Linked DNA regions of Mus musculus: region 2 is linked to region 1. The links are chromatin loops, found by intact Hi-C in ENCODE. Cell type or tissue: heart. All regions are shown on one strand. Links, peaks and the distances in the headings refer to the core of each region. The heading gives the core; the rest is flanking DNA. Region 1 holds the start of Gm34325 (a long non-coding RNA gene). Region 2 overlaps Bloc1s6 (biogenesis of lysosomal organelles complex-1, subunit 6, pallidin).

What was found. Hi-C counts contacts between places; a loop is a spot of excess contacts. Peaks named below come from ENCODE experiments on the same cell type or tissue, not always from the same donor. Only the 100,000 strongest peaks of a DNase experiment are listed, where the experiment ranks them.
Region 2: it touches region 1 in a loop (17-fold over the local background); 22 of 42 quality-filtered maps call a loop at or near these places.

The regions. Positions count from the first base shown.
Region 1 is chr2:122,563,035-122,574,101 of GRCm38, reverse strand. Gm34325 (a long non-coding RNA gene) reads right to left here and starts at 4,409. Exons shown (of 3, transcript XR_003953895.1): 1 at 4,386-4,409. It also overlaps the pseudogene Gm17958. In heart, for the core only: a CTCF peak has its summit at 4,481 (motif pointing left); no DNase peak of the experiment used is centred there.
Region 2 is chr2:122,749,460-122,760,526 of GRCm38, reverse strand. It overlaps Bloc1s6 (biogenesis of lysosomal organelles complex-1, subunit 6, pallidin), which reads right to left. Exons shown (of 5, transcript NM_019788.3): 5 at 11,040-11,067. Among named protein-coding and RNA genes, the nearest start is that of Sqor, 10 kb to the left of the region's middle. In heart, for the core only: no CTCF peak of the experiment used is centred there; no DNase peak of the experiment used is centred there.

The DNA of each region.
Region 1 (11,067 bases), core at 3,509-6,008:
GCACTTAGGAGGCAGAAACAGGGGGATTGATGGAGATCCAGTCCAGCTTGACCCAAAACAAAACCCCACCTCACTAGAAGGCACCTAGACATAGAGCATTCTTACCAAGCAGGAAATTTACCTTATGTGTCCACTACCCATGGACACTAGCTTCCTTTGAGAATAAATGCTGACACTCTGTGTTCCAAAGATAATTAGACAGGAAGCGAAGAGTGAGGTGATTAGGAGACTTGAATTCTAGAATATGATGGAAATTCCCCTGGGGATCTCATGCTCACAAGGGACCAAAGTAAAGATGTAAGACCAGCAGGGAAACTCTTGCACAAGCTCCAGTAGCTGGTACCCTGGAGGGGTTAGAGTTGGAGCAGAGCCATATTAGACATCCACCTTGCTGCACAGGTATAAGAGGCTGTGGTTGTATTATTGAATCAGTATCTGGTGTCCTTGCCTTTGCCCACATTTAACAAGAGATTCTCCCAGTGCACATGACACCCTTCAAAGTCACCGCCACTAAAACATGGATTCCCAACAGCGAAGGTTCAGACTGGGCAGGTGTGTGGTAGGAGAGTCAGCATCACTTTCTACAAGATAACTAGGATCAGGATTCCAGTCCTCACAAATTAAAGAACCCTGGCTACCAAGCTTACAGAGCAGCCCAAGAAGCAGGAGCACTAAGGTACTTTAGTTGGTGGGGGAGGGTGCCTGATTTTGTAATTTGGCGATCCAGGTGATCAGTCATCAGAAGAGCCTGAAGTGAACTGATTGGCGGCAGAAATGCGCTCCTCTCATGGGGGAAATTTCTTAAGTGTGTGTGTGTGTGTGTGTGTGTGTGTGTGTGTGTAGACTCAGCAAAGAATCTGAGGGGCTGAGCAATTTGATGGTGAAGATAGGTTAACTAATGGAAAAGATTTATGTTATTTACCACATTACAAAAATATCTAACACGTGCAGAGCTGCTGTGACTAACTGACCCCCCCCCCAAAAAAAAACCACATCACCCAGGTAATGTGTCAGTAAGACAGAACATAAACACAACAAAAGTATCTTCCTGTCTACTGCGTGAAACCCTGGAAATACACTCATGCAATATGGGCTGGTCATTGGTGTGGGCACTAGCTTTGATTTGGCTTCAGTCACGATCTTTGGAATTTACACACACACACACACACACACACACACACACACACACACACAAGCCTTCATTCATTACTGTTTGTTTTCTAGACCCAAGATGGCTACCTAGATGAGCTCAGAGAAAACTCCGTCAATCCCCTTCACTCTAGAGTTCACTCAGTCCCCTGCTGGCTGACCATCACCAAGAGGACACTTAGAGACTCTCTAGCCCACTGCCTAGAGGTTGAATTAGCTCTCTTATAAATTACTATGTTCTTCTGTCATAATGAAAGCAGAACTGTCTGCTCCACAGCTAATAGTAAGCTACTAGTTTGCTTACAACCTTGTTAACTTCCTGTTATTTAGTATGGGTTAGGAAAGACTCTGTCAGCCCTGAGGCTGACCCCTAACTGTAGATCTTTTCCTGAGAATCTGACTCACCCAGGCTGAGTCTAGGAAAACATGGTGGTTTGGTTCCAACTCCTCCGTTACAGAGGTCAATCAAGCAGGTCTTTACAATTTCTGGGAGTGTGTACTGACTACTTTTATGTCAACTTGATATCAATTAAAGTCATTTTGGAAGAGAGAACCTCAATTAAGAAAATACCCCCCAACTGGATTGGTCTGTAGGCGAGCCTGTTAGCCATTTTCGTGATTGATGATCTGTGTGGGAGGGCACAGCTCACTGTGGACAGTACCACTCTTGAGATGGGGGTCCTGGGTTCTATAAGAAAGCAGGATGAGCAAGCCACAAGGAGCAAGCCAGTAAGCAGCATTACCTTCATAGCCTTTGCATCAGCTTAGACCTCCAGGTACCAGCACTGCTTGAGTTCCTGCCTAGCATCCCTCAGTAATGGGCTTATATAAGCTGTGGGGTTCCTTCCTCAAGTTGTTTCTGATCATGGTGTTTCATCACAGCAATAGGAACCCTAAGACTTAGATGTTACCCCCTTTCCCAAAAGTGAGAGTAACTAAGAATAGTTAGTGACTATTTTCTGAGATAGCATTTACCAAATGTTGGACATTCCCTTGGCTTGGGTAGTTTATTTCTTTCCAGACACCCAAGGGACTTCCCCTGGCACCATACTACATGTTTTGACATTTTCTTTATAGTTTAAAATTTATATATTTTATATAATTTATAATATTTAATAATATTAAAAATATTATTGGGGTGCCTGTCACTCAGCAGCAAGGCACAGAGTCCCCACCAAGTGGGGAGCTGCCGTACCTAGAACAGGTGGAACGCAGTCTGCTCTGTGGCTTTAGGAAGGAGCATGTGTGGGCACCCACACCCTGCAAATGCATTACAACCTGAAAGACGAATTTCCAATACTCTCAACCAAATAAATACTCTAGAAGGATGCTTTGGAGGAGTTCCTGTGCTTTTCAAGGGATCTACAAATGCTAAAGAACTGGCTCCAAAGAGTGAAAATTTGGCATGCCAATCGCCTTTTGGCAGCTGTGGCTTTTCCACACAGCAGGGAGAGGATCTGGGCCTGGCTTGTGGTTTCCAGTAAAAGTGTCTTGAATGAGACTACAAAGATAGGGATTCAGATTACTCCAGTTAAGGAGTAACAGTACAGACCAACTGTTGAGTAGTTGACACCATTACAATCAATCCAGGTGACAACGGATCATCGTGTATGCCTAGAACCCAAAACATTTCCCTTTCATGGGGCTGCTTCCTTGCCAAGGCCGTTGGCAGTTCTATGGGATGAACCAGGAGCTGTCCTGCCAGCCATATCAGAGGTCAGGAGATACAGGCAGAGTGTGTCCTTCAATAGTGTCGGGTTTTGCTCACCTACATCTTGGGCCTGCAGCCAGGTGATACTGTCTGTCCTTTGGAAAATGCGCATTTTTACCCCAGTCACATCAAGCACTGAAAATTCAGCTTCAGCAAGATCCAAGATTTCCCCAAAGTTCAAAATCCTTCAAGAAGTTGACGGATTGATAAAATAGGGTTGAAGAGTTTCAGATCAAAGGGGGGAATCTAATCCAGTAATTAAAATGGAAATGGTTGTGTAGAGTGTTTTTAAACTGTGTGGATATCACTAGTGTTTAGGGTTTGGGCCAAACACCCAGAGTAAAATAAAGTTTTTTTTTTCTCTAAAGAAAAAATGAATTAGGTAAAAATCTTACAGTGGCCTATTTGCTACTATTCTAGGTTTTTAACTTCTCACAAAACGAAACTCATAGGGTCTAAATTCATCATTTTGACTTTAGGAAGTTTTAGAGGCCTCTTCCTCAAAGTACAAGAAAACTAAGGCTATAGAGACTTGTCAGCAAAACATTGCCAGGGCTGAGGTTATCAGGCTTCCCGTGCTGGTGGGTGCTGCACAGAGGGCAGGCAAAACAGGGCAGGCAGGGTTAGCTTCAGGCGATAGTTCACTGCCCTCTGCATTAGGATGTGGAGGTGACACTTGTGACCTCTGAGACCAGATCATACTGACTATACAGCTTCTGTCTGAATCACACGCAACACTGACTCTCAGGAAGATCCACAGTGGGACTTAGACATGTTTCTTTAGGAAAGGCCACACAGAGACTATCATTAGGTCTCTAGCTGTTCCAGAGCCTCATCTTCAAAACCATCTCAGTCAGGGCAGTGAGTGAAGAGATAGGGGGAACCCAGGAGGCTTCTACCCACACAAAGAACAACAGGGAACTGAAGAATGCTGGGAGTGGGAGCAATAGTCTGCCCCAGGGACCAGCACACTAGCTGGTGATCCAATACCAAATGGCCAGCCTTGAAAACATACATGGAAGTAACATTATACAACTGAGCAGATTTAAGTGGGAGTTTTTGGAGGGAGGATAGGAAAGAGGAAAAATTATGTAAGTATCTCAAAATATAAAATAAATAATTTAAAAAGACAGTATGAAGTTTTCAAATAATTAACAAAAACATTATTAAAATAAAAACAAATAAATCGAGACAGAAGAAATGCCACCAGGGCTAAGGAGATGGCACAGCAGTTAGGAGCATTTATTGATCCCACAGAGGACTGAGGTTCAGTTCCCTGCACCCATATGGTGGCTCACAACTATCTATAACTCCAGTTCCAGGGGATCCATTGATCCCTTGCCTCCGAGGGCACCAGGCACTCACTTGGAGCACATACATACATGTAGGTAAAACACTCCTACACATATATGAATTTTTTTTTAATTAATGATGAATGTTTGTAGAATGCCTGCATGAGAGAAACTTTGTGTCCACCACAAGAATTACACTTTAAAATTCGATCTTTAAAACCCCACCCACCTACCTCGTCCTCATAGCCTCTAGAGCCTGACAACTTCTTTCTATTGTCTTAGAGAAACCCTGTGTTTTAATTGACCCCCTTTGAGGCACCCCTGCCACCTGGTGGCCAACGGTCTCACTACAGAAAACCAATGTTTCCTTCTGCCTGTCAGGTCTCAGTTTTCTGAAATTTTCTGCTTGTATTCTTGGGTGGATCTTCCTTGATGAATCAGGTGGTAAGTACTAAGAAATCTGGAATTCTTTGATATTTTTCTCCCATCATTTTGTTCTTGCTGGAATTTTTTATAAGAGATTCTGAGTTGATCTTTTACTTCCTTAATTGTTCTTCCTCCTAACCTCTCAAGTCTCTATTTTTTGAACAGCAGTGATTTTTGGCGCCATCAAAAAATTACCAAAATCCGGAAGCGCTTTGCCTGAGCATCGGCAGCAGACATCTTGGTTCCGGGACCCCGCCGAGTGTGTTCTGCACAGGTGAGAGTACGGAATACAGAAGCTAAAAGCTTCTGGGACAGGCGGGAACCACAGAGCTTCTAAGGCCTTTTTGGGTCCCAGACAGCTGGCCACTTTCCCGTCCAGAGGATAGAGATCCGCCAAGCCAGGGAGCGCTTTGCCTGAGCATCAGCTGCACACATCTTGGTTCCAGGACTCCTCCAAGAGTATTCTGCACAGGTGAGAATGTAGAATACAGAAGCTAACAGCTTCTGGGACAGGCCAAAGCAACTCAGCTTCAGGAGAGGTCCTGTTTTGGGCCTTCGTCTTCGGACAGGAGGGAGATCCTAAGGCCAGATATCTGTGCACCTTTCCTGTAAAAGGAGAGCTTGCCTGCAGAGAGTGCTCTGACCACTCAAACTCAGAGGAGAGAGCGAGTCTCCCAGGTCTGCTGATAGAGGCTAACAGAATCACCTGAGGAATAAGCTCTAACCAGAGACAACGATAACAACTAGCTCTAGAGAATACCAGATGGCGAAAGGCAAACGTAAGAATCCTACTAACAGAAATCAAGACCACTCTCCATCATCAGAACACAGCACTCCCACCCCACCTAGTCCTGGGCACCCCAACACAACCGAAAAGCAAGACCTGGATTTAAAAGCATATCTCATGATGATGGTAGAGGACATCAAGAAAGACTTTAATAACTCACTTAAAGAAATACAGGAGAACACTGCTAAACAGTTACAAGTCCTTAAAGAAAAACAGGAAAACACAACCAAACAGGTAGAAGTCCTTAAAGAAAAACAGGAAAACACATCCAAACAGGTGATGGAAATAAACAAAACCATACTAGACCTAAAAAGGGAAGTAGACACAATAAAGAAAACCCAAAGTGAGGCAACGCTGGAGATAGAAACCCTAGGAAAGAAATCTGGAACCATAGATGCAAGCATCAGCAACAGAATACAAGAGATGAAAGAGAGAATCTCAGGTGCAGAAGATTCCATAGAGAACATCGAAACAACAATCAAAGAAAATACAAAACACAAAAAGATCCTAACTCAAAACATCCTTGAAATCCAGGACACAATGAGAAGACCAAACTTATGGATAATAGGAGTTGATGAGAATGAAGATTTTCAACTTAAAGGGCCAGCAAATATCTTCAACAAAATTATAGAAGAAAACTTCCCAAGCCTAAAGAAAGAGATGCCCATGAACATACAAGAAGCCTATAGAACTCCAAATAGACTGGACCAGAAAAGAAAATTCTCCCGACACATAATAATCAGAACAACAAATGCACTAAATAAAGATAGAATATTAAAAGCAGTAAGAGAGAAAGGTCAAGTAACATATAAAGGCAGGCCTATCAGAATTACACCAGACTTTTCACCACAGACTATGAAAGCCAGAAGACCTGGGCAGATGTTATACAGACACTAAGAGAACACAAATGCCAGCCCAGGCTACTATACCCAGCTAAACTCTCTATTACCATAGATGGAGAAACCAAAGTATTCCAAGACAAAACCAAATTCACACATTGTCTTTCCAAGAATCCAGCCCTTCAAAGGATAATAACAGAAAAAAAAACCAATACAAGGACGAAAATCACGCCCTAGAAAAAGCAAAAAAGTAATCCCTCAACAAACCAAAAAGAACACAGCCACAAGAACAGAATGCCAACTCTAACAACCAAAATAATAGAAGCAACAATTACTTTTCCTTAATATCTCTTAATATCAATGGACTCAATTCCCCAATAAAAAGACATAGACTAACAGACTGGCTACACAAACAGGACCCAACATTCTGCTGCTTACAGGAAACCCATCTCAGAGAAAAAGACAGACACTACCTCAGAGTGAAAGGCTGGAAAACAATTTTCCAAGGAAATGGTCTGAAGAAACAAGCTGGAGTAGCCATTCTGATATTGAATAAAATCGACTTCCAACCCAAAGTTATCAAAAAAGACAAGGAGGGACACTTCATACTCATCAAAGGTAAAATCCTCCAAGAGGAACTCTCAATTCTGAATATCTATGCTTCAAATGCAAGGGCAGCCATATTCATTAAAGACACTTTAGTAAAGCTCAAAGCACACATTGCACCTCACACAATACTAGTGGGAGACTTCAACACACCACTTTCACCAATGGACAGATCATGGAAACAGAAACTAAACAGGGACACAGTGAAACTAACAGAAGTTATGAAACAAATGGACTTAACAGATATCTACAGAACATTTTATACTAAAAAAAAAAAAAGATATATCTTCTTCTCAGCACCTCACAGGACCTTCTCCAAAACTGACCATATAATTGGTCACAAAACAGGCCTCAACAGATACAAAAATATTGAAATTGTCCCATGCATCCTATCAGATCACCATGGCCTAAGGCTGATCTTCAATAACAACATAAATAATGGAAAGCCAACATTCACGTGGAAACTGAACAACACTCTTCTCAATGATAACTTGGTCAAGGAAGGAATAAAGAAACAAAATAAAGACTTTTTAGAGTTTAATGAAAATGAAGCCACAACATACCCAAACCTATGGGACACAATGAAAGCATTTCTAAGAGGGAAACTCATAGGTCTGAGTGCCTCCAAAAAGAAACTGGAGAGAGCACACATTAGCAGCTTGACAACACATCTAAAAGCTCTAGAAAAAAAGGAAGAAAATTCACCCAAGAGGAGTAGACAGCAGGAAATAATCAAACTCAGGGGTGAAATCAACCAAGTGGAAACAAGAAGAATTATTCAAAGAATTAACCAAATCGGAGTTGATTCTTTGAGAAAATCAACAAGATAGATAAACCCTTAGCTAGACTCACTAGAGGGCACAGGGACAACATCCTAATTAACAAAATCAGAAATGAAAAGGGAGACATAACAATAGATCCTGAAGAAATCCAAAACACCATCAGATCCTTCTACAAAAGGCTATACTCAACAAAACTGGAAAACCTGGACGAAATGGACAAATTTCTAGACAGATACCAGGTACCAAAGTTAAATCAGGATCAAGTTAATGATCTAAACAGTCCCATATCCCCTAAAGAAATAGAAGCAGTCATTAATAGTCTCCCAGCCAAAAAAAAAAAAAAAAAAAAAAAAAAAAAAAAGCCCAGGAACAGATGGGTTTAGTGCAGAGTTCTACCAGACCTTCAAAGAAGAGCTAATTCCAGTTCTGCACAAACTATTCCACAAAATAGAAGTAGAAAGAACTCTACCCAACTCATTCTATGAAGCCACAATTACTCTGACACCTAAACCACAGAAAGATCCAACAAAGATAGAGAACTTCAGACCAATTTCTCTTATGAATATCGATGCAAAAATCCTCAATAAAATTCTCGCTAACCGAATCCAAGAACACATTAAAGCAATCATCCATCCTGACCAAGTAGGTTTTATTCCAGGGATGCAGGGATGGTTTAATGTACAGAAATCCATCAATGTAATCCATTATATAAACAAACTCAAAGACAAAAACCACATGATCATCTCGATAGATGCAGAGAAAGAATTTGTCAAGATCCAACACCCATTCATGATAAAAGTCTTGGAAAGATCAGGAATTCAAGGCCCAACCTAACCATGATAAAAGCAATCTACACCAAACCAGTAGCCAACATCAAAGTAAGTGGTGAGAAGCTTGAAGCAATCCCACTAAAATCAGGGACTAGACAAGGCTGTCCACTTTCTCCATACCAATTCAACATAATACTTGAAATCCTAGCCATAAGAATTCGACAACAAAAGGAGATCAAGGGAATACAAATTGGAAAAGATGAAGCCAAAATATCACTTTTTGCAGATGATATGATAGTATATATAAGTGACCCTTAAAATTCCAACAGAGAACTCCTAAACCAGATAAACAGCTTCGGTGAAGTAGCTGGATATAAAATTAACTCAAACAAGTCAATGGCCTTTCTCTACACAAAGAATAAACAGGCTGAGAAATAAATTAGGGAAACAACAGCCTTCTCAATAGTCACAAATAATATAAAATATCTTGGCGTGACTCTAACTAAGGAAGTGAAAGATCTGTATGATAAAAACTTCAAGGCTCTGAAGAAAGAAATTAAAGAAGATCTCAGAAGATGGAAAGATCTCCCATGCTCATGGATTGGCAGGATCAACATTGTAAAAATGGCTATCTTGCCAAAAGCAATCTACAGATTCAATGCAATCCCCATCAAAATTCCAATTCAATTCTTCAACAAATTTGAAAGAGCAATCTACAAATTCTTCTGGAATAACAAAAAACCTAGGATAGCAAAAATTCTTCTCAAGGATAAAAGAACCTCTGGTGTAATCACGATGCCTGACCCAAAGCTTTACTACAGAGCAATTGTGATTAAAAAAAAAAAAAAAACTGCATGGTACTGGTATAGTGACAGACAAGTAGACCAATGGAATAGAATTGAAAACCCAGAAATGAACCCACACACCTATGGTCACTTGATCTTCGACAAGGGAGCAAAACCATCCAGTGGAAGAAAGACAGCATTTTCAACAAATGGTGCTGGCACAACTGGTTGTTATTACGTAGAAGAATGTGAATCGATCCATTCCTATCTCCTTGTACTAAGGTCAAATCTAAGTGGATCAAGGAACTTCACATAAAACCAGAGACACTGAAACTTATAGAGGAGAAAGTGGGGGAAAAGCCTTGAAGATATGGGCACAGGGGAAAAATTCCTGAATAGAACAGCAATAGCTTGCGCTGTAAGGTCGAGAATTGACAAATGGGACCTCGTGAAACTGCAAAGCTTCTGCAAGGCAAAAGACACTGTCAATAAGACAAAAAGGCCACCAACAGATTGGGAAAAGATCTTTACCTATCTTAAATCAGATAGGGGACTAATATCATATATATATATAAAGAACTCAAGAAGGTGGACTCCAGAAAATCAAATAACCCCATTAAAAATGGGGCTCAGAACTGAACAAAGAATTCTCACCTGAGGAATACAGAATGTCAGAGAAGCTCCTGAAAAAATGTTCAACATCCTTAATCATCAGGGAAATGCAAATGAAAACAACCCTGAGATTCCACCTCACACCAGTCAGAATGGCTAAGATCAAAAATTCAGGTGACAGCAGATGCTGGCGAGGATGTGGAGAAAGAGGAACACTCCTCCACTGTTGGTGGGATTTCAAGCTTGTACAACCACTCTGGAAATCAGTCTGGCGGTTCCTTAGAAAATTGACATAGTACTACCGGAGGATCCAGCAATACCTCTCCTGGGCATATATCCAGAAGATGTCCCAACCGGTAAGAAGGACACATGCTCCAGTATGTTCATAGCAGCCTTATTTATAATAGCCAGAAGCTGGAAAGAACCCAGATGTCCCTCGAAAGAGGAATGGATACAGAAAATGTGGTACATTTACACAATGGAGTACTACTCAGCTATTAAAAAGAATGAATTTATGAAATTCTTAGGCAAATGGATGGACCTGGAGGGCATCATCCTGAGTGAGGTAACACATTCACAAAGGAACTCACACAATATGTACCCACTGATAAGTGGATATTAGCCCAGAAACTTAGGATGCCCAAGATATAAGATACAATTTGTTAAACGCATGAAAGTCAAGAAGAATGAAGACCAAAGTGTGGACACTGCCTCTTCTTAGAATTGGGAACAAAACACCCATGGAAGGAGTTACAGAGACAAAGTTTGGAGCTGTGACGAAAGGATGGACCATCTAGAGACTGCCATATCCAGGGATCCACCCCATAATCAGCTTCCAAATGCTGACACCATTGCATACACTAGCAAGATTTTGCTGAAAGGAATCAGATATAGCTGTGTCTTGTGAGACTATGCCGTGGCCTAGCAAACACAGAAGTGGATGCTCACAGTCAGCTATTGGATGGATCACAGGGCTCCCAATGGAGGAGCTAGAGAAAGTACCCAAGGAGCTAAAGGGATCTGCAACCCCATAGGTGGAACAACATTATGAATTAACCAGTACCCCAGAGCTCTTGACTCTAGCTGCATATGTATCAAAAGAAGGCCTAGTCGGCCATCACTGGAAAGAGAGGCCTATTGGACACACAAACTTTTTATGCCCCATTACAAGGGAACGACAGGGCCAAAAAAAAAAAATTGGAATGGGTGGGTAGGGAAGTGGGGGGGGTATGGGGTACTTTTGGGATAGCATTGGAAATGTAATTGAGGAAAATACATAATAAAAAAAATTACCAAAATAAGTCGAGC
Region 2 (11,067 bases), core at 4,083-6,582, 190 kb before region 1:
AATATCTAGATACTGAAGAAGCCTGTAATACTATTGTTTCTGTGGCTCTTCCCTAAGTGACTCTTCCATTTCAGCCCCAAGTACTCAAATTGACAAGTTACTTTTATAACTCCAGCAATTAGGAAAAAAAAAAAGATAACCCCTAAATTAACAGAAGTAGAAAAACAACAAAAATTAAAACAAAAGTAAACATAATCTAAAAGGAATACAGAAAAATAATAAAATGCTATAAAGAGGACACAGCACAATGATGCACACCTGTGAAACTGAGGCAGAACACCTGTGATCCAAGTTACTTGGAAAACTGAGGCAGAATTAAAATTTCAAGGCTAGTTTGAGCAGCATAGTGGCTTCCCCATCTCATAAGAAGATATATAGAAAGAACACTGAAATTATTACAATAAAAATGTAAATGTGGATTATTGTAGTTTGACTGTGAGGTGCTTCCAGTAGGCTCATATATTAGCATTTGGTCCCCAGATGGTGGCACTGTTTCAGAAGGTCATCAAACCTTCTGCTCACTCTTGGCTTCTTGACTGCAGTTGCAAGGTGACCAGCAGCCTCCCTACCCCCAACATCTGCCACCTGCTATGCTTGCCCTGCTCTGACAGATTGTGTCTCCTAGAACAGAACAGGAAGACAAAATAAACCCTGCTTTAAGTTGCTTCTTGCCAGATACTTTGCGACAGCAATGAGAAAACTAATAGAGAGAAACATAACTACCAACTCTACCAAAATGCAAACGGTTATAAGAATGAATAATTATAAAGTAATAAATTTGATAATCTACATGAAATAGACAAATTCAGAAAAATCACAAAACTCACCAAGACTAAGATGAGAACATAAATCATGAGAGCATAGATGATCCAAATAGGCTAATAACAAGTAATCAGGTTGAATCAGTAATTAATACATCTATCAGCAGAGAAAGGCCCTGGACTCAAAGCCTTCCCAGATGAAGTCTACCAAACATTTGAAGAGCTAACTCCAAGTTTTCTCAAACTCTCCCCAAAAACCAAATGGGAAGGACTAAATTCTTAACTCATTCAAAGGTATGAGAAAAGTTATACTGTTTCTGATAATTAACATCTCAGTACTAGCAAACTAAATTCAATAGCATAGTCGATAGGATTATACACCATGAATATTAAGTAAGGTTTATTCTTGGTACGCAAAGAGGAGTTCCCTTACAAAAACTGATCAGTGTAATATACAATATTAACAAATGAAGAGGGGAAACACAGATCACCCCATCTAGTGCAGGAAAGCTGAAGCCGAATGCATGTTTTCCAAGTAAAAGCAGGTTAATGAGAATGTAACCCATCAAGCCACATGGGGCCTCCACTTGACTTGTGCACTGGGGCTGCCATTTTGAAATTCTTAGTAATACTTGAACCAGAAGTCTTGCTTCTGGTTCTACCTCGCCTTCTACACAAACACTGTAGCTAACACTCCTCTCAGGGCTGAACCTGCTTCAGCATCCCTACTGAGCTCAGGAGTCAGTAACCACACCTCAACACAAATGCAGTAGAGGGTCTCAGAGAAAAGACACTACTAAGCTATGTGGTCAGGTAGGCACCCTGTTATTGAAAGTCTATAGAGTGTATTCTCATGACCACTATATTACACCTTTTGGGCCACAAAAAAATCTACTTCTCACAGGGCCAGAGAATAATAACACCTCCATAGCCCTTGTAGCCTACTCCTTCCTCGAATGCCACTCAAAAAGGAAGCTGAATTATAGTCCTTTATGATCACATTTTGTCCTTGGGCCATAATGAGTAACCACCTTCTCCTCTATTTACTTTGCTCTCAAATATCAGCATAGCAGGTGCTGGTGACCTACCTAGTGTTATAACGCAAACCATCATTCTGGGTAGGTCTCCAGTACTGTCATGGATCCTTCGTAAGAGCCACTGGGGGTGGGGGTGGGGTGATGATAAGGCCAATCTACATCACAACGCCTGGGTTCCAGACCCTTGTATCCTTGCTTCTGGAAACCCATCACCAACGTACTAAGTACAGTGTGTCCTGGGAAATGGCACTAACCTTCCAGCTCTCCTCTGAGCTAGTGTTTCAGCTGTGACTGTGCACATTAGCTCCAGTTACCTCTGGAAGGTGGTGTAATTTGTGACAACTAGGAGTTCCCATGGTCCACACCTCCTTCATTTGAAGTTGATGCCCTTATGTGCCTTAATGTGCTGCTCTGCTACATGAATGGTGCTCTGAACCATTCCCTAAGATAATGAATAAAAGGGCCACATAAGGCTCTCTAGAAAGAAAAAAGGGGGGGCAATATATATTTGCTATCAGTATCAATGCTAGCTCAGATCCTCTATCCAATAGTCCTGAAAATGTCTAATTATCCCCTTTTCCCAGTATAGTGTTATGAAAGCCAATGGCACGAGTCCCTTTGATGAAGGCCTGGGAAGTCATCGTGGGTCTACTGCCCATGTGGCAGTGAACTTCCTTCATCCACCTCTTCAGTTGGTGGGCTCCAGATCTTAAAGCTGAATCATTTGAGAGTTGAGCAAAGCATCGTGACTTCTGGCTGATGAGGATTTTCTCACATTGTCTTTCATTATCATGCATCTCTCTCCCAGACATCAATATATAGATATAGATAGATCAAGGATCATCAACTAATAGCCCATGAGCCAAAGCCTGCCTACCACATATTTTTATGAGCAAAATCATATTAAAACGTAGCCACGCCCACTTAATATATTCGCTGTTTATTTTTATGCTACAACAGCTGATTTTAGCAGCTATACTGGGGGCCTATGACCCCACAAAGCCTAAAGAATTTACAATCTAACTCCTTGCCTAATAATGTGATAACTCTTATTGTTGATGATGAATATTAGTGAATGTTTTCCCCCCTGATTCAAAGAAGACACTGCACTTCACCGATCATTTTCCTGGCCCTCGGCAAACGAATCCTGCTGACTGCCCATCTGATGTCCATGGATGTTCACAAACTTCAGTTCTACAATCAACCATGGTCTACAGACCTCCTTGGTACTGTGGGGACCCTCCTAATCAGCTCACTCCAGTGGCTTGGTGAGTGGTAGCCCGTGTGCTTAGGATATATCTTCTGTCAAGTCTTGGCAACAGAAGATAAAGCATTAGCGGAAAAAAGCATTCAGATGTAACACCCAACACCTCCTCTTAATTACCTTCCCATCACCTTTCATACCCTTAGGATAGAGAAATAAACACGAAATCCTCCCTCAGAGAGGTGGATTTGAGACTTGCTCTCCCAGCTCCACATGTGGTCACCTGATACCATTCTCTTTCGCAGAACTGGTTGTTTCGGATGACACGCATACCACACAGTGGGCAAAATGAGCCAGGCTGAGTCACATTATGATCCCAAAAGAAGGCTCCAGAGCCAGTCTCTTCCACAGCTTGTCTGGTTGTTGCATGTCTACAGGGGGTATTGTCCAGGGTTAAAGCAGCCTTGCTGCTGAGCTCTCTGTGGAAGAGAAGCTCACACCCTCTCCACCCTTGTTCTTCCTTAGTGCCAGACTGAATCTATAAAATTAGCAGATGGAATTTATATTCATGTATTTTCTCCCCTGCTCCTAAGGCTCCCGCTTAAGAAAATTCTGCTGTGGTGCAGTAGTGTTGGGCTTTTCCCAGAATCAGTTCCTAGCCCCACTGCTTCCACATGTGTGCTTCAACTTTTGCACCCCACTTCTATTTCTATGCCTTCCTGTTGTTGTTAGAAGGTAATGCGAGCCAAACAACCCTGGCTTGGGGCAGATCTACAGATCAGCTGGAAGTAGATCTAAGAAATCTAGATCTGCCCAGAGATACAAATATGAAATTAGATAAAGGCAGAAAAACGCCATACAAATAATAAAGACTGTAGGACTGAATCAAGATCCTGGTCACTGGCATATTTTTCTATGAATTCCTGAATTTAAGAGTGTAGAGATACACAGTCCCCTAGGCAGCCCCTTTATTATTAAACAATACAAGTACAATTCTTTGAAAACTGTAACGTACTTGCCTTAGTTAGGGTTTTACTGCTATGAACAGACACCATGACCAAGTCAACTCTTATAAAAACACATTTAGTTGGAGCTGGCTTACAGATTCAGAGGTTCAGTCCATTATCATCAAGGCAGGAACATAGCAGCATCCAGGCAGGCATGGTGCAGGAGAAGCTGAGAATTCTACATCTTCATCTGAAGGCTGCTAGCTGAATACATCCAGGCAACTAGGATGAGGGTCTTAAGACCGCACCCACAGTGACATACCTACTTCAACAAGACCACATCTTGTAATAGTGCCACTCTCTGGCCATCACAATGCTAAAGCTACCAAAGACAATGAAAAATGTTTGTGGGTTGTGGCTATATCGAATAGATAATTGATAATGTTATCTTATAAATGGAATGGGATATGAAATATTATGTTATTTTTAAAATGTGGAAAAGCAGAAAACAGGAAACAGCCCAGTATCCAACTCCTAGAAGAAGCCTGGTACCAGGTTTCACAGAAGCTAGGCAGAATCCCAAGCATCTTGAGACACTGTGATACTTTGTTCACCTCAAAAGAAATACAAATCCATGGATTGCAGAACAGTAACCACTTAACACTCAGCTTCTATGTCTCCACTCTTTTCCAGTTAATAAAGGGAATCCTCTAAGCCGGTGGTTCTCAGCCTTCCTAATGCTGTGACCCTTTATTCTAGTTCCTCATGTTGTGGTGACCCCCAACCATAACATTATTTTGCTTGATACTTCACAACTGTAATTTTGCTGCTGTTATGAATTGTAATGTAACTATCTGTGTTTTCCAATGGTCTTAAGTAATGCCTGTGAAAGGGTCATTTGACCCCCCAAAGGAGTTGTCACCCACAAGTTGAGTCACTCTGGGTTCCATGTAGGCAGAACTTCTTCTGCCCGGCCAGTACTTCACTGATGAGCTCACAGTTTGCTTGCCCTTGAGCCAAGTGCTCACCCCAGGCCCAATCAATCCAGGCAGGTGAAAAGATACAGGATTTCCAGATCTTTCTCCACAGCGGGCATTCGGTGCTTTTCTTAGGAAAGGATTCTAAGCATAATCAATGATTGTGATGAAACAGATAGATGGTAGCTAACTGAATTGATTGTAGAAAGATAAATTGATAGATATATGATAATAAATCGATTGGTCATGATTTCAAGAGGGGAAAAATTAAGCCCTCAAGTCCAACATCAAACCAGAAAACTCAAAAAGTTAGAGAAAAATGTAGCTTTAAAATGTGTTACGGATACTTTAAATATCTCACTGTTTAAACAAAAGCTCATGTTAAGAAACTGCATTTGAGGTGGCTTCATTCATAATGTCACTTGCCATGCAAGCTTAATGTCCTGAATTCAATTCCCAGATCTCACATAAAGATGAAAGGAAAGAGATAAGTTTACAAAGTTTCCTCTGACCACCACATGTGCTCCCTGACACATGAACCATCCACATCATGGAGTTTGCAGCCATCATAGAGTACATAAGACTCTGCATCAAAACAAACAAACAATAGCCAAGTAGTATTCCATTGTGTAAATGTACCACATTTTCTGTATCTACTCTTCTATTGAAAAACATCTGGGTTCTTTCCAGCTCCTGGCTGTTATAAATAAGGCTTCTGTGAACATAGCGGAGCACGTGTCCTTGTTATTTGTTGGAACATTTGGGTATATGCCCAGTAGTGATATAGCTGGGTCTTGAGGTAGAAATAATTCCAGTTTTCTGAGAAACCGCCAGACTGATTTCCAGAGTGGTTGTAGCAGCTTCTAATTCCTCCAGCAATGGAGGAGTGTTCCTCTTTCTCCACACCCTTGCCAGCATGTGCAGTCACTTGAGTTTTTTATTTTAGCCTTTCTGATAGGTGTGAGGAATCTCGGGAGGTGGGCGTTGATTTGCATTTCCCTGATAACTGAAGATGTTGAACGTTTCTTTAGGTGCGTCTTGCCCATTTGAGATTCCTCAGTTGAGAATTGTTTAGCTCTGTAACCCATTTTTTAATTGGGTTATTTGATTTTCTAAAGTCTAACTTCTTGAGTTCTTTGTATATTTTGGATATTAGTCCTCTATCCGATGTGCCATTTTGTCCTATTGACAGTGTCCTTTGCCTTCAGTTTCATGAGGTCCCATTTGTCAATTGTTGATCTTAGAGCATGAGCCATTGGTGGTGTGTTCAGGAAATGTCCCCCTGTGCTGATGTGTCCGAAGCTCCTTCTCACTTTTTCCTCATCATACCTGGTTTTATGTGGAGGTCCTCGATCCACTTGTACTTGAGCTTTGTACAAGAAGGTAAAAATGGATTAATTTGCATTCTTCTACAATCAAATGGGTGGGTGGGGAGCACCCTCTTAGAGGCAAGGAGGAGGGGTATGGGATGGGAGATTTGCAGAGTGAGATGTAAATAAATAAAACAATTAATAGTAATATAAAAAACTTTCAAAAAGGCTTAACTTAATGTCATCAAAGCAAGTGAAGTTATTACTGAATCTGCTCTAGGGGCGTGCGATACTGCAAACCACCAGGAGATGGCAGCATTGCTCCATGTGTGGTCTAGTCGGTTGTTAAAAATGTTTCACCTGGGCTTAGTATGTAATTGCTCACGTCATCTTCAAGCCGATCCTTGAGAGATCTGAGAAGCCTTCTGTTGATGAAAAGATATAATGCTAAACAGTACATATGACAGGTATTTTTTACATTCTAATCCATTTGTTGTCTTTGAATTTATTTGATACCCAAGATCTTGGAACCTAGTTGGCTTAATTATACATGTAATTAGGCATGAAAACAGTATCGTTGGTTATCCAGGGAATAGAAGCCTCCTAGCTATCTCCAAGTTTGAAGAACTATATTGTAATAATCTTTTCTTTATATGTATGTAATCCATTTTATTATAGACATGGATGGATAGACAGACAGGCAGGCAGGCAGACAGACAGACAGACAGACAGACAGACAGACAGATAGATAGATGTTAGAGTCAATTATATATACTCAAATATACACCAAAACCCAACTGTGATGGTGAGTTTTACATGATAGCCTGGTTAGGTCACGGTACCCAGTTATTTGGTCAAATATTAGTCTAGACTGTGCTCTGAAGATGTTTTTAAATGAGACTAAAATGTGTAAGTACACTTTTAAAGATATATTAACTATAACCAGAGTAGGCCTGTAGATACTTCCTTGGGAACACATCATAATAGAGACTTACCACTCGTGCTCCTGGCTTGCTGGTCTGGAATACAGAGGACCCAGTGTGGCTGACCTTGGTTCTTTGTCTCCGTCCAGAGCTACAGATCTTCATAGACCTGGCACTGGCCAGAGCCTAGATGTCCTTTCCATGCTTTACTCCCTTCTGTATTAGAGAACCAGTCTGAGGGACCAGAGGTGTAGTTTAGTGGTGAATCTGGCTAACATGTATGACTTCAGCATGCGCACACACACAGACACACACACATGCCCATTTGTGACCTGCTGGCATGGGTTCCACCTTGCCACTCAGCCAGTTCTCCTGCCCCTTTGGGAAGGTTGGTGTTTGCTTCCCTTAGCAGAGGAGCCCATCTTTGCCATGCCCCCTGGGTGGCAAGAACTGCACAGCCCACATCAGTGTTGGTGCTGAATCCATGCAAAATGTATCACAGAGTCTCAGCAATCACAAGAAGTTTCCCAGCCCTGTTCAGATGTCACCCAGTGGATTCCCTCGATCGCAGAGCATACCTTTTGCAAGAAGCAGATCACCCTCCAGAATGCAGAGTGAGGTGAAGGGCTTAGCCAACCAAGGGGATTTCTCTTGAGAAAGGTCCGGAAGAAGAGGATCTTCTACCCACCTTTGAACTCGGACTCTTTCAGCAGCTATCAAATACCAATGGCTCTTCAGCTAGTGGTGGGATTAGCATACCTACCTTCTGCCCTCTGTGCAGAGATTTTTCTTCCAGGCTGGAGCATGTGCAAGTCTTGTGCATGCTGTCATGATTGCTGTGAGGACAACTGCCTTGTTGTGCCTGGAAAGCACTTTTTGATGCTATTAACTCCTCCAGTTCTTACAACCTTTTTGCCCTTTCTTCCACAAAGGTCCCAGAGCACTTTGGGGGGGGGGGTATGTGATATATGTGCCCCCATTGATGCCTAACTATGCCACAGTCTCTTGTTCTCTGCACATTGATGATTCTGGTGGCATGGGTGGCGGGGTGGGGGGAGCATCTGTTAATTGCCATCTACTGCTAGAAACTCCTCTGATGAAGATCGAGAGATGCTCTCATCCATGTAAATGATTAGGAGTCATTCAATACTATGTTGATTTAGCAGGATAATAATTTCAGATTCTCCCAAGGCCTATGACCTACCTGTCTAATCATGAGCATCTTTAACAGTGCTAGACATTGGTTACCCCACATAAAGGGGACCTGAGATCCAGTCACAGAGTGGTTGGTCGTGCTACTATGACACCAGTGGGCAGATCTGTCAGGCAAGTCACCGTTGAGGCTTGAGGTTTCACAGCAGAGTGATGCTCCTCCAGCATCCTGCATGGCACCATTCAAAACCATGGATGGTAGCCAAAGGGATCAAAGTTCCTGGTGAGTGCTAGCATGATTTCTCCATGTTCTGTGATCAAGTGTGTGATGTCTTCACATTAAGGTCTTACCATGAAGTTATGGAGGGGAGTCAAGAATATAGACAATAGCCTGGAATGCTTGGGTGTGGGAGTCTATGTGGCCCAATTGGCCAACAACTCAAAAAGCAGTGGTGGAAACCTCATCTTCTTAAACTGTGAGTTGTGAACCTGTATGATGAAGTCATATAACTAAATGTAGGGACCATGAAACATTTGGCAACAGTAAAATATCTTTGAATGTTCAACAATCGAAAATTAATTAAAAATCCAGCAGATAAGGTACTCAAGGTGTTTCCGCGGAGTTTACCAACACTGTGATCCTCCATAGCAGCCTTAGTACTCAAGGTGTTTCCGCGGAGTTTACCAACACTGTGATCCTCCATAGCAGCCTTGGTACTCAAGGTGTTTCCGCGGAGTTTACCAACACTGTGATCCTCCATAGCAGCCTTGGTACTCAAGGTGTTTCCTCGGAGTTTACCAACACTGTGATCCTCCATAGCAGCCTTGGTACTCAAGGTGTTTCCGCGGAGTTTACCAACACTGTGATCCTCCATAGCAGCCTTGGTACTCAAGGTGTTTCCTCGGAGTTTACCAACACTGTGATCCTCCATAGCAGCCTTGGTACTCAAGGTGTTTCCGCGGAGTTTACCAACACTGTGATCCTCCATAGCAGCCTTGGTACTCAACACCCAATAGTTTGTGCTACACAAACTGTCACAGCACAGAGATAACACTGCCTGAGATGCTTCGGCTAAGACTCGAGATCACTATATGTTGTAAGCTGCAGAGATTTTACTGTGCACACTAAAGCTTTTCCTTCCTACAGAAACTTAATAGCTCAATTATAGAAAATGATGGCTTGTAATATTTCCCTACCAACTTTCTTCAGTACATACCAAGTTAGTTTGTCATTAGGTTGTTGCATTAAAATGTTTTGTTTTTCCAAACTGCTGTTTGGTGACATGAGGTTTTGAGGTTTGTTTTAAAAAAGATTTATTTATTTATTTATTTATTTAATTTATGTGAATACACTGTAGCTGTACAGAAGGTGTGAGCCATTGTGTGGTTGTTGGAAATTGAATTTTTAGGACCTCTGCTTGCTCCAGTTGGCCCTGCTCACTCAGGTCAACCCTGCTCGCTCAAGCCCAAAGATTTATTTATTATTACACATAAGTACACTGTTGCTGACTTCAGACACACCAGAAGAGGGTGTCAGATCTCATTACAGGTGGTTGTGAGCCACCATGTGATTGCTGGGATTTGAACTCAGGACCTTCGGAAGAGCAGTCAGTGCTCTCTTATCCGCTGAGCCATCTTGCCAGCCAGTTGTTGTTGCTGTTTGTTTTAATTGAATGAATTTTGACTTAGAGTTTCTGCCTTGCGTACTAGATGGAATCTGGCCACACACACGCAGGCAGAGCAAGAGTAAACTAACATAAATGCTACCCACCCATCCACTGGATCTGAATAACAGAAGACACATGAACTCTCTTCATCCAAAAGAAAATATAGAAGCTGAACAACTTTTAATATATGGACAATTATGTTTGGAGGCTCAATTTTAAAACTCATGGCTTTGGAATAAAGTATATATGCTATGGTAAAATATATGATGTGTCTTAAGTATATAATGAGTTTGATGAGAACTATAGAGCCAACACTAACAGATATACACAGAGTTCTCAGAGAAAGTTCCAAGTTCTGCCTTCTCCAAAGACAATCACCCTTGAATGCAACCTACAATACTCTACTGCTGGGACTCTCCTATTTAAAGGCAGCATTTACACAGGCAGTTACAGTTTAAAGTACTTCCTACCAAACCACTAAAGTGATGGCTTTCAGGTTTCTTGACAGGGCCTCAGGTTGTATGTAGCCCAGGCTAGCCTCAAACGTTCAACTCTCCAGCCATTACCCATGGCTGTGCTCATGCCCAGCTTATAGTTATATTTACTCTCAAAGAAAAGCTAACTTCATGGAGTTGGATACTCCAACCAGCCTTGGATGGCACTTCCATCATCTGTCTGGATGGGATTTCATGAGTGGACTGGTAGTTTTTTTTAAAAACAATTATTTGTTTTTATGTGTATGCCCATGTCCTTGAGTTCAGGTATGTGAACCACAGGCATGCAGGAGGCCACAGACCTCAGAAGAGGTATCAGATCCTCAGGAACTGGAGTTATAGGCGATTGTGAGCTACCTGAGGAGGGTGCTGGGAACCAAACCTGGGTCCTCTCACGGGCAGTTGGGAACTCTTCAGCCCCTGGACTAGCCTTTTTTTTGACATGAAAAGTAAAGGACACTTAATACAAAGAGGGCATTAAGAGCAACAAAACAGGAGAGGTAGTAAAACAACTGTCTGAAGTAATGTACAGAGAGAATATGCACTGCTATGCTCAGAACGGTGTCTGATAAACAATGCTGGGTGATTCTGACGT